Linked DNA regions of Homo sapiens: all the other regions are linked to region 1. Evidence: chromatin contacts called from ENCODE Hi-C or POLR2A ChIA-PET data. All regions are on one chromosome and are shown on one strand. The core of a region is the stretch at or near the end of the contact, and the rest is flanking DNA. Distances in the headings are between cores, read along the strand shown. Region 1 holds the start of MID1IP1 (MID1 interacting protein 1). Region 2 holds the start of NYX (nyctalopin). Region 3 holds the start of USP9X (ubiquitin specific peptidase 9 X-linked).

Evidence for each region. A loop is a pair of places that touch in the nucleus more often than their neighbours do. ChIA-PET counts read pairs that join two places held with the same protein, here RNA polymerase II (POLR2A). Pooled maps may share reads with other maps.
Region 2: a map of sigmoid colon shows a loop between it and region 1 (9-fold over the local background). The contact joins the promoter of NYX here to the promoter of MID1IP1 in region 1. A Hi-C loop is called at or near these places in 2 of 168 maps with a recorded cell type or tissue (gastrocnemius medialis and sigmoid colon) and 5 of 50 pooled maps.
Region 3: a loop to region 1 is called in a map of CD8-positive, alpha-beta T cell, with 11 times the contacts of the local background. The contact joins the promoter of USP9X here to the promoter of MID1IP1 in region 1. A Hi-C loop is called at or near these places in 6 of 168 maps with a recorded cell type or tissue (CD4-positive, alpha-beta T cell, CD4-positive, alpha-beta memory T cell, CD8-positive, alpha-beta T cell and 2 more), 1 of 37 single-sample maps with no recorded cell type and 13 of 50 pooled maps. POLR2A ChIA-PET finds 5 or more read pairs at or near these places in 1 of 52 experiments (GM12878).

The regions. Positions count from the first base shown.
Region 1 is chrX:38,799,934-38,803,081 of GRCh38, forward strand. It overlaps MID1IP1 (MID1 interacting protein 1), which reads left to right and starts at 1,526. Exons shown (of 3, transcript NM_021242.6): 1 at 1,526-1,554; 2 at 2,602-3,148. MID1IP1-AS1 (MID1IP1 antisense RNA 1) reads right to left here. Exons shown (of 2, transcript NR_046706.1): 2 at 1,315-1,859. RefSeq lists enhancers at 1,223-1,517, 1,547-1,626, 1,736-2,243, 2,577-3,148.
Region 2 is chrX:41,445,748-41,448,895 of GRCh38, forward strand. NYX (nyctalopin) reads left to right here and starts at 1,596. Exons shown (of 3, transcript NM_001378477.3): 1 at 1,596-1,769; 2 at 2,102-2,179. The coding sequence starts at 2,158.
Region 3 is chrX:41,083,879-41,087,026 of GRCh38, forward strand. USP9X (ubiquitin specific peptidase 9 X-linked) reads left to right here and starts at 1,567. Exons shown (of 45, transcript NM_001039591.3): 1 at 1,567-2,231. RefSeq lists enhancers at 518-812, 562-1,101, 1,640-2,177 and silencers at 722-791, 1,222-1,601, 2,302-2,761.

The DNA.
Region 1 (3,148 bases), core at 276-2,775:
ATGGATGAGCGACTCAAAAGAGAACATGAAGAATGGCTACAGGAACTGGGGATAACTGACTTGAAGAACAGTAGACTTAAGGAGACCATATCTACCTTCAAACATCTGATGGTGTGCTTCATGGCCTTCTGTAGAGCTCCAAAAGATAGAAGAACACTGGAGAACGGAAAATAGAAGAATGTAGGCAAGGGCGACCACTTGGTGGGGATGTTGTGAGCGATTTCAGCACAAGTGGATGGTTGGACTACATGGCCTTTAACACGAGAGTCTGACTGTCATATTTCTAGGACATTTTTCATGAAATGGATCCTTCTAAGTCTGTCTCAAAATAATCCAGGATCTCTGCTATCTTGGGTTGGGCTGGCTTCTTGCCTTAAAATATCATCTTTCTTCCAGTTCTAGGCCAGATCTCTTCTTTATCCAGTCTGACTTTCTTGCACCAGTTTACTCTTGCTGACTACTTTGTTCAGGAATTTCTGGTCACTTTTAAAATGTCATTCCCCCCCCCCAAAAAAAAACTATCCAAGGGACACAGTACAAGGATAATTTGTGGACATTTTTGGGGAGATGAGCCAGCAAAGCATGCTTTCCAGGTTGCTTAATTAAAAGAGTGGGAATTAAGAACCAGAATTTAAGAGTTCCGGCAGGGCGCTGGTGGCTTACGCCTGTAATCCCAGCACTTTGGGAGGCCGAGGCGGGCGGATCAAGAGGTCAAGAGATCGAGACCATCCTGGCCAACATGGTGAAACCCCGTCTCTACTAAAAATATAAAAATTAGCTGGGCGTGGTGGTGCGCGCCTGTAGTCCAAGCTACTGGAGAGGCTGAGGCAGGAGAATCACTTGAACCCGGGAGGCAGAGGTTGAAGTGAGCCGAGATTGCTCCACTGCACTCCAGCCTGGCGACAGTGCGAGACTCCGTCTCAAAAAAAAACAAAACAAAAAAAAAGAGATCCAGAATTCCAGAATTGCAACTGTGAACCAAGAAGTGGGGATGGGTACCTCAGACAAGGCTTTTACCGGAAATTTAGCATATAGGATAGAAAGCAGAGACCAAAGACCTCTTGCTTTGAGGCTGTTGGCGTGCTACAAGGACTCGAAAGTTATTTGTTCAACGGATGACTTCTGTTTTCTGGAGGCAAACTGAATTCCGGGCAGGTGGCTCAGCACCTCCAGCCTGTTCCAGATCGGGACAGGGAAGGTGCCTGGGGCAATCAGTGAGGTTTCCAACCTTCCTTAGGCCTGGGCCAGCCCGCTCCCCTCCCATGTGACCCCAGGCAACCATTTTAATTTTTTTACAGCCAAGCGTAGTGGAGAACTGGCTGCGCGCCGGTTGCCAGGGACGCGGCAGCCAGCTTGGCGGGGCTGGGGTGAAAGAGGACGCTGCGTGGGGGAGGGCTCCGCGGCTTCTGACTGGCTGGAGCATCAGGATTCATTTGCATAATATTTTCTGACGGCTTCTGATTGGCTGAAGCCAGAGGGGCGGTGGTGGGGTGATTCCAAGGGCCCAGAGCTCTGGCCGGCGGACCTTTTCCTTCTGGAGTTTCCCCGGCGGGTGTGAGTTGTTGCGGGGTCTGGGGGAGCTGGGAGGCCCGGTTTGGGAAGTTTTGCAGGCAGGTGCATGAGCCATCTTTCTCTGAAAGTGTTTAAGAAATGTTCAAGAACAGCGGCCAGAGTCAAGAAACTGGGGGATGAAGGGTTATCTCGAGACTAGACGGAAGGAAACGTATCAGGGGAGGGGTGGAGGCCAGAAGGAAGGAGTTAGGTAGGGGCCCTCTCCCAAGCTGGCGTTTTTGCTGGGTGGAATCCTTTTGCTAGATCCCTTGGATTTCCGTTTTCCGTGTGTTATCACACTGTTGGAACTGGGAAGAAGAGAAAAAGAGGCAAGATTTTGGCATTTAGTAAGTTAAGTCTGAATACCGAGTTTTCATCCGGGTGCATACGTACTTAAAATACCAAATGGGTCCAGGAAGGGGGACAAAGTACGCTTTAATTTATGAGAAGATCAGCTACTAGAAACTGTATATCTGTTTTTCTCGAGTTTTCTTCTTGCAGTGCTCTTTCAATCTCATTGGACATATTTTATATTATTTTCCTGCTTAAGCACTGGGGGTTGGGTGGAAGGATCTGTGGCTCATCATAGGCAATTTCCACACTTTTAAGGTTTCTGACTCTTCACATAAACACCTCTCACTATGATGAGGTCCTGTATCAAGTACAATTAATCTTTGTACTTTACAATTTACATAGTGATTTTTATTTACATTATCATATTTAAACTTAATCAAAGTCCTTGGCACGGCCCATGGAACAAGCTCCATTTTTTTGATAAAGAAACTGAGGCTAGAAAAGTTTCTATGTGTGCAGAGAAGGAAGGTGAAATTATTTTAATGCTTCAAAGTTATATAATGCTTCCTGCCTCCCTGTATTTTTCTTTCCATTGATCTTCCTTCAAAACCCTGATAGGTCTATCCCAGTTTTGCAAGTAAGAAAACATGGGCTGTGATGTAGAGCTAATACGTTTTGGGGTAGTGGGTCCTCAGACTTAGGTCTGTCTCCAAGGGTCACTGACTTTGTTTTGTTTTGTTTGTTTTTTGTCAACAGATTAGTCCTTGTGGCACCAAGTCAGAATTTCATTCAAAAGACAATTAGGAAGATGGTTTTCTATGGAAAATATTTAAGTGTAGGTCTTAATGTGAAAGAAAGAGGGAGAGAAAGAAACCCCTTTATTATGTTCTCCCTTCCTTAGGCATTTTTTGTCCCGTGGGAAAAAACTGTACTAGGGACAGAGACCTCTGTTAAGTTTTAGAGAAAAGGGATCTTTTTTTTTTTTATTTGAGACAGAGTCTTGCTCTGTCGCCCAGGCTGGAGTGCAGTGGCACGATCTCGGCTCACTGCAACTCCGCCTCCTGGGTTCAAGCAATTCTCCTGCTTCATCCTCCCGAGTAGCTGGGATTACAGGCGCTGGCCACCACGCCCGGCTAATTTTTGTATTTTTAGTAGAGACCGGGTTTCACCATGTTGGCCAGGCTAGTCTGGAACCCCTGACTTTGTGATCCGCCCGCCTCGGCCTCCCAAAGTGCTGGGATTACAGGCGTGAGCCACCGTTTCAGGCCGAGAAAAGGGATTTAAAATGAGAAGCTTGAATCTT
Region 2 (3,148 bases), core at 346-2,845, 2.6 Mb after region 1:
TCGTTGGGCTAAGGCTTGGGGTGATGGCTACAGGGACACCTCCGACACTGGTGGTCACAATGAGAGGGCTGCCCACTGCTCTCATCTAATAAGCCAGGCGAGTCCAACACTGGGGATAGAGATGTCATTTGAGAGGCCTCCCCCACCCACATCCCTACCCCATCCCTAGTATTCTCTTCTTTCCAGCAGGTTAGACAAGTTCAGCCACATTTTGGCTTTCAAGGCTCAAATGGAAGAAAACAAAAATTCCCCAGGGCACGGTGGCCTGAGATGTCTAGATTCACATCCAGAACCCTTTCTGTGGGAAGGGAACTCCTGGCTTCCTTTCATCAGCACTGGCTCACCAAGTCCTGCGTGGCCAGAACTTGGCAGGTTGCCATGGATACCTGGAAGTGCTGTCCCAGCAGACAGCAGAGGCTTGCTGGGGCCAGGAGAATGTGGGGGCACCTGAACTGCTGGCCAGAAAGGCTAGATAAACAGGCCCCCCTGCCACCCTCATTTTGATCAGACCCCCTCCACCAGTCTCCTAAAACAGGGCTTTCCAAACTTTACCGGGCACAGGAATCCCCCTCTCCGCCGACCTAGTTAAAATGCAGATGCTGGCCGGGCGCGGTGGTTCACGCCTGTAATCCCAGCACTCTGGGAGGCCGAGGCGGGTGGATCACAAGGTCAAGAGATCAAGACCATCCTGGTCAACATGGTGAAACCCCGTCTCTACTAAAAATACAAAAAATTAGCTGGGCATGGTGTAGTCCCAGCTACTCAGGAAGCTGAGGCAGGGGAATCGCTTGAACCCAGAAGGTGGAGGTTGCAGTGAGCCAAGATTGTGCCACTGCACTCCAGCCTGGGCGACAGAGTGAGACTCCATCTCAAAAAAAAAAAAAAAAAAAAAAAAGCAGATGCTGATTCAACAGGTCTGGGGCGGGGGGTAGAAGGCGCTGAGATTCTGTTTTCCTAACGAGCTCTCAGGTACTGCTGCTGGTCCACCGGCCACACTGAGTAGCCAGGGCCTAAACTGAGTCCTGGTGGGTTTCAGAAACCTCAGCCAGATTCTGAAGGTCCCATTCCTGGACCCACTGCCTTAGGCCACCACTACCAGCCCTAACCCCAGTGGGAACCTCTTGCCTTCTTGTAGTGGAAGGACTCTCTCCAGTCCGTTTTTGTATCATTCACCATCAACCACTTCAAAGAAAGGAAATCAGCAGCCGGCATTTTGGGGAAACATTTTAAGCTGTCCTGTCCCTTCTCCAGCTCTCCAAGTTATATAATGCGTCCTTGTTGAAAATGCTGATAATGCTGTTTGGGTGGCAGGAAGCCAATTTCAGGCTACATATTGCTTGGGGCTGGGGCTGGGGTCAGGGAACGGGGCAGGGTCTGGGGAAGGTTTAAGGAGAGAAAGGGGCCAGGCAGATGGAGAGAGGACAGGAGGGCCAGGGTGGTCAAGGCCCGGGGATAAAGCCGATTGGTATGTCAGCAAAATCTGTCACTGGCTTTAGTGATTCGAAAGGCAGACACATTCTTTCATCTCTGTTAATCCTCATGTGATACAGAGGATTTTCCTGCCATTAAATCTGGAGAAAGAAAAATAAGCACTCAAACCTGCACAAGTAACTATTCCTCTTCACCCCTTCCTCCCGTCCCCCCACCCCCACCTTTACTTCTCTCTCAAACCATTTTCAGCATCTGTGGCTGCCTGACTTGGGAGATGGATGGGCTGAGGGAGTGGAGGGGGACCTCAGAGGAGCAGGACCAGGGAGACTCCCAGGACGGTAAGCAACATTTGAGGACCATTCACTAACGCTTCTCTGCAGGGGTTTCCTCTCCATCCATTTCCTTGCTGGGTTGTCAGTGATGCCATCTGAGTTGCTGTCAGGGCTGTAGCCTGACAAAGGGTTTCCTAATAGATCCAAACTGTCCATTTGTGGGGAGCTTCTGATTTTCTGTTGTTACTGGTTTCCCTTAGCCCAACACCAGGGTCATTAAGAAGGAAGGAATGTGAGGAAGAAAGAAAGGCAGGGCATTCAGGAAGAAGTGTGGAGGCATGGGAGGGTTCTCATGGGGCCCTCCTGGGCACTGGGTGACCTGTCCTTTCTCCCCTCAGGTAGGGGTCCCACGGCTGGGTGGTCCTAAGCCACTGGGTGGATGAAAGGCCGAGGGATGTTGGTCCTGCTTCTGCATGGTGAGTTCTCCTGCCGGTGGGTGCAAGGGTTGGGAAGAGGGGTGGAAGCCACAGAGCTTCTGCCCAAAGAGTCTTTAAAGTGGCTTCTGGGACAGCGGTATCTGGACACTTCTGATCAGGTTTCACTGACCCTGTGATCGTGGGGGAGGGGATAGAGAAAGCAAGAAAACAGCAGGTGGTGGGGATTTTTGTTTCCTAAAAACAAAACTCCTGAGCCGAATATATGAAATAGTCCTCTTGGTGATTTTCTTATTCTAATTTCAGATATGAATTCATTGGTGTGATAACCAAAAGCTACAGTGCTACAGTGTTTTTTTGTTTTGTTTTGTTTTTGGAGATGGAGTCTCGCTCTGTCACCCAGGCTGGAGTACAGTGGTGCGACCTCGGCACACTGCAAGCTCCGCCTCCCGGGTTCACGCCATTCTCCTGCCTCAGCCTCCCGAGTAGCTGGGAGTACAGGTGCCCGCCACCACGCCTGGCTAATTTTTTGTATTTTTAGTAGAGACGGGGTTTCACCATGTTAGCCAGGATGGTCTCGATCTCCTGACCTCGTGATCTGCCCGCCTCGGCCTCCCAAAGTGCTGGGATTACAGGCGTGAGCCACCGTACGGTGGTTTTTTCTTTTCTTTTCTTTTCTTTTTTTTTTTTTTTGAGACAGAGTCTCACTCTCGCCCAAGCTGGGGAGCAGTGGCATGGATCTTGGCTCACTGCAACCTCCGCCTCCCGGGTTCAAGTGATTCTCGTGCCTCAGCCTCCTGAGTAGCTGGAACTATAGGCACCTGCCACCACGCCCAGCTAATTTTTTGTATTGTTAGTAAAGACGGGGTTTCGCCATATTGCCCAGGCTGGTCTTGAACTCCTGACCTCAGGTGATCTGCCTGTCTCGGCCTCCCAAAGTGCTGGGATTGCAGGCATGAACCACCGTGCCCAGCCTACAGTGGTTTCTAATCACATTATTTTAAGCTCATT
Region 3 (3,148 bases), core at 317-2,816, 2.3 Mb after region 1:
TTGCTTTCACTGTCACCTACATTAGTTTGGTTCCATTTTTAACAGTCTTTTATTACAAACTGATATAATCATAGCATAACTAAATTCAACCCTCTTCTCTATAAAATAGATCTCGGTTTGTAGGGTTTTACTATGATTTTGCATGCCATTTGATGTCCACAGGTATTTTTTAAGTCAAAAGGAAATCTGTAAATTAGGAACTGTTAATTTCCTCTTCATTTGGGCATCCTAGGTAGACTGTACAGATTTGTTCCAAGCACCCCATTAATTTGAGATTAGCCTAAGTTTTTCCTATGCCCGCACTTTGGAATATAAACATGTAGAAAATAGTCCATGACACAGCGGATGGGTTCATAAGTTTCTTCCGGGTCCTAACACCGAATTGTGCTGATGATCTGGCAATGGAGGCTAATCTTGCCACATCAAGTACGGCCTATTCGCTAAGCCGTCTGGGGCACTTTATAATTTTTTTCTTTGCTGGTCTGTTTGAAGGGCTCCTATGGCCAAAAAGGTGGTCAGTCCCGTCAGCTAGGCTGTGAGGACGCCTAAACGCTTTGAGGACGCCTAAACGCTTTGAGGTAGTGATGATGCATGATCGTGTGAAAGAGTTTCTCAGAGCACCTCCCTCGCGGGGTGGGGAAAAGGACCTCACTCCCCACGCCCCCTCCTTCCGCTGCGGGAGATAGCCACACCTTCCCCCTATCGGCGCCAAGCAGGTGGCCAGGCCCTCGGGACCTCGCGCCCCCGCAGCCAGTGGCCCGGCCAGCTCGTGCGTCACGTGACGCGGGTCAGCTGCACCGCCGGGACCTCCAGGCACCGCGGCGGCGACCGCCCAGCGCGTGGTCTCGAGATCTCATCTTTCCGCGCCCCTCCCCCCACGGTCCCGGAAAAGGGGGAGGCCGGTGACGTCATCATCCGGGTTCTTGTCGGCGGGGCTACGGTTCACAATGGAACAAAAACAAGCGGCCCGAGTCAAACTATGAGCGACGCGGCTGCGGCTCACGCGATTAACCCTGTCGTGGCCACACACCCCGCCAGTCCCTGCCGCCCAGCCCCTCCCGAGTGGTGTGCCAGATCTTTTCGGGCCTCCCTTCCCCAACTTCGGTCCTAGAGCCACCTCTGCCCTCGTCCCGCTCCTGAGCCGAGGGGCATGGAACAGGATTTCTGGCCGTAGCACGACCCTGAAGGGGCCAGCCGGAAGAAACAGTACTGCGCGAACAATCTTTACCGCATTGTCTTCCCCTCCCCCACCCTAGCTCTCCGGGTTCCCGGCGGCTCGCGCCGAAGCCCGGCCCCCTCAGCGGCTCGCGCTGCTCTCCCAGCCTTGACGGCCCGGGGTGGAGGGAGAGAAGAGGGGGCAGCTGAGCGGGAGGGGGCTGGGCAGGAGCAGGGGGAGGGCCGAAAGGAGGGGCCTGAAAGGGGCGGGCCCTGACGGGGGCGGAGAACTTCGGGTCTTGGGCGGCTCTGGGGCTAGTGGGAGTCTGCGCCGCCGCCGCCGCCGCCACCGCTGCTGCCGCCGTCGCCGCTACCGCCGCCGCCACTGGCCGAGCGGTTTTTTTTTTTTTGGTTTGCCGGATCCGCCATATTGACGAGGACGGGCATCCGCGGCTGCGGACGCTAGTCTCCGCCGCCGCCGGAGCCGCAACCTCTCCGCACCCGGCCCCGTCAGGGCCTCTGTCGCGCCTAGCCCCTCCCCGCCTTACACAGCTCCCGGGCCTCGCGGGAGCCCGCCGCCGCCGCCTCTCTCTCACGGGAGGCGGCCGCCTTAGCGCCCGGTGCTTGGGTCGGCGCCGGGAGCGAGGAGCGAGCTACTTCAAAGCCACCAGGCCTGGAGCGGGGACAGAGGCGGCGACTAGGGGAAGGTGAAGCCGTCGCTGCAGGAGGAGGAGCAGGAGGAGGTGACGCAGGAGAAACGCACCGCCCGGAGCCCGTCTGAGCTCAGCGAGAGCCCCAGCCTGAGGGGAGAAGGGGAAGAGGGCCGTCGCCGGCCAAGGAGGAGGAGGAGGCGGGCGCGGCGAGGAGCGAGTTCCGGCGCCGGTGTGCAGCCTTTTGGTTGAGACGCCCGCAGCCCCGAGCCCGGCCGCCGCAGCCTTTCGATACACTTTGTTGCCGGTCACCCCCGGGCCTGGGATGCACCCAGGGTAGGTCTCGTCCCGGGACCGAGCCCCACCGTCGCCTGGTGCCTCCCGCCTCCGTGTGCCCTGGTTGTGAGAAGACGTCTGTGTCGTGCGGTGAGTGGCCAGCTGCACTGGGGCGACGCTCTTTCCCGGGGCCAACAGCTGGATGTGGGTGAGGGGAGGAGGGCGAGGGGGGTGTGCGTGTGTGCGAGCCTCTTCCCTCGGCGGCTGCCGGCCAGGCTGGGGCTTCCCCGTTCCCCCTCCTCCGGCCCGGGCTGGGCGGGCGCGCGGGCCCGTGTTGTGTGTGGAGCCGGTGTCCCGAGAGCGTGTCTGTGTGTTTTGGACTGTAAGGGAAAATGGCTGACGGCTCCGTCCCTCCCCCTCCTCCCCCTTCCCGTCCTGTCTGGGGCCGAGTAGGAGGATGGAGTCTCCGGGCGTGGCGGGCAGCCCCCCCGCCGTCCGCACCCGGGGGCCGGGTCGGTTTGGGGGCTGGCCGCCCCCCGCCCGGCGGCCGCTTTCCTACCCGGTCTGGTTCCACTTGACACCAAACGCCATTACTGAGGTGGAGTGATTTGGAGCTGGGGAGCTAGGCCTCGGCTACGCCTGGCTATCAGGCCTGACGACTTGTCCGCCTCCCCCCACCCTCCCGCGATAACCCGCAGTTTCTCCCCGGCCCTGGGCTCCTGGAGTGGGAGCTGGGTTATCGGCCTCCTACACCTCCTTCGCCCCGCTTTATTTGCAGAGGGCCAAAGCCGTGAAAGGGGTTTTTGAATGCAGAAATCGCTTCCAAGCTAGCTTGGACCTATTACCTTTCTATTTTTAACTGTTTCTGCAAATATTAGCATGTGCGAGTTTGGTAGTGATCAGGTCTTCAGATTCTTGTGACGTGAGGCTTAGGGTTGGATAAATGGCTGATTTTTCATTCATTGTGAAATAAGTTAAAGAGTTATACAGCAGGTGTGTAGATGGCTTCTTAAATTATTTGTGTGGATTTCTGTAGCGACTAGAACTTACACGAGAATTTGCAAAAT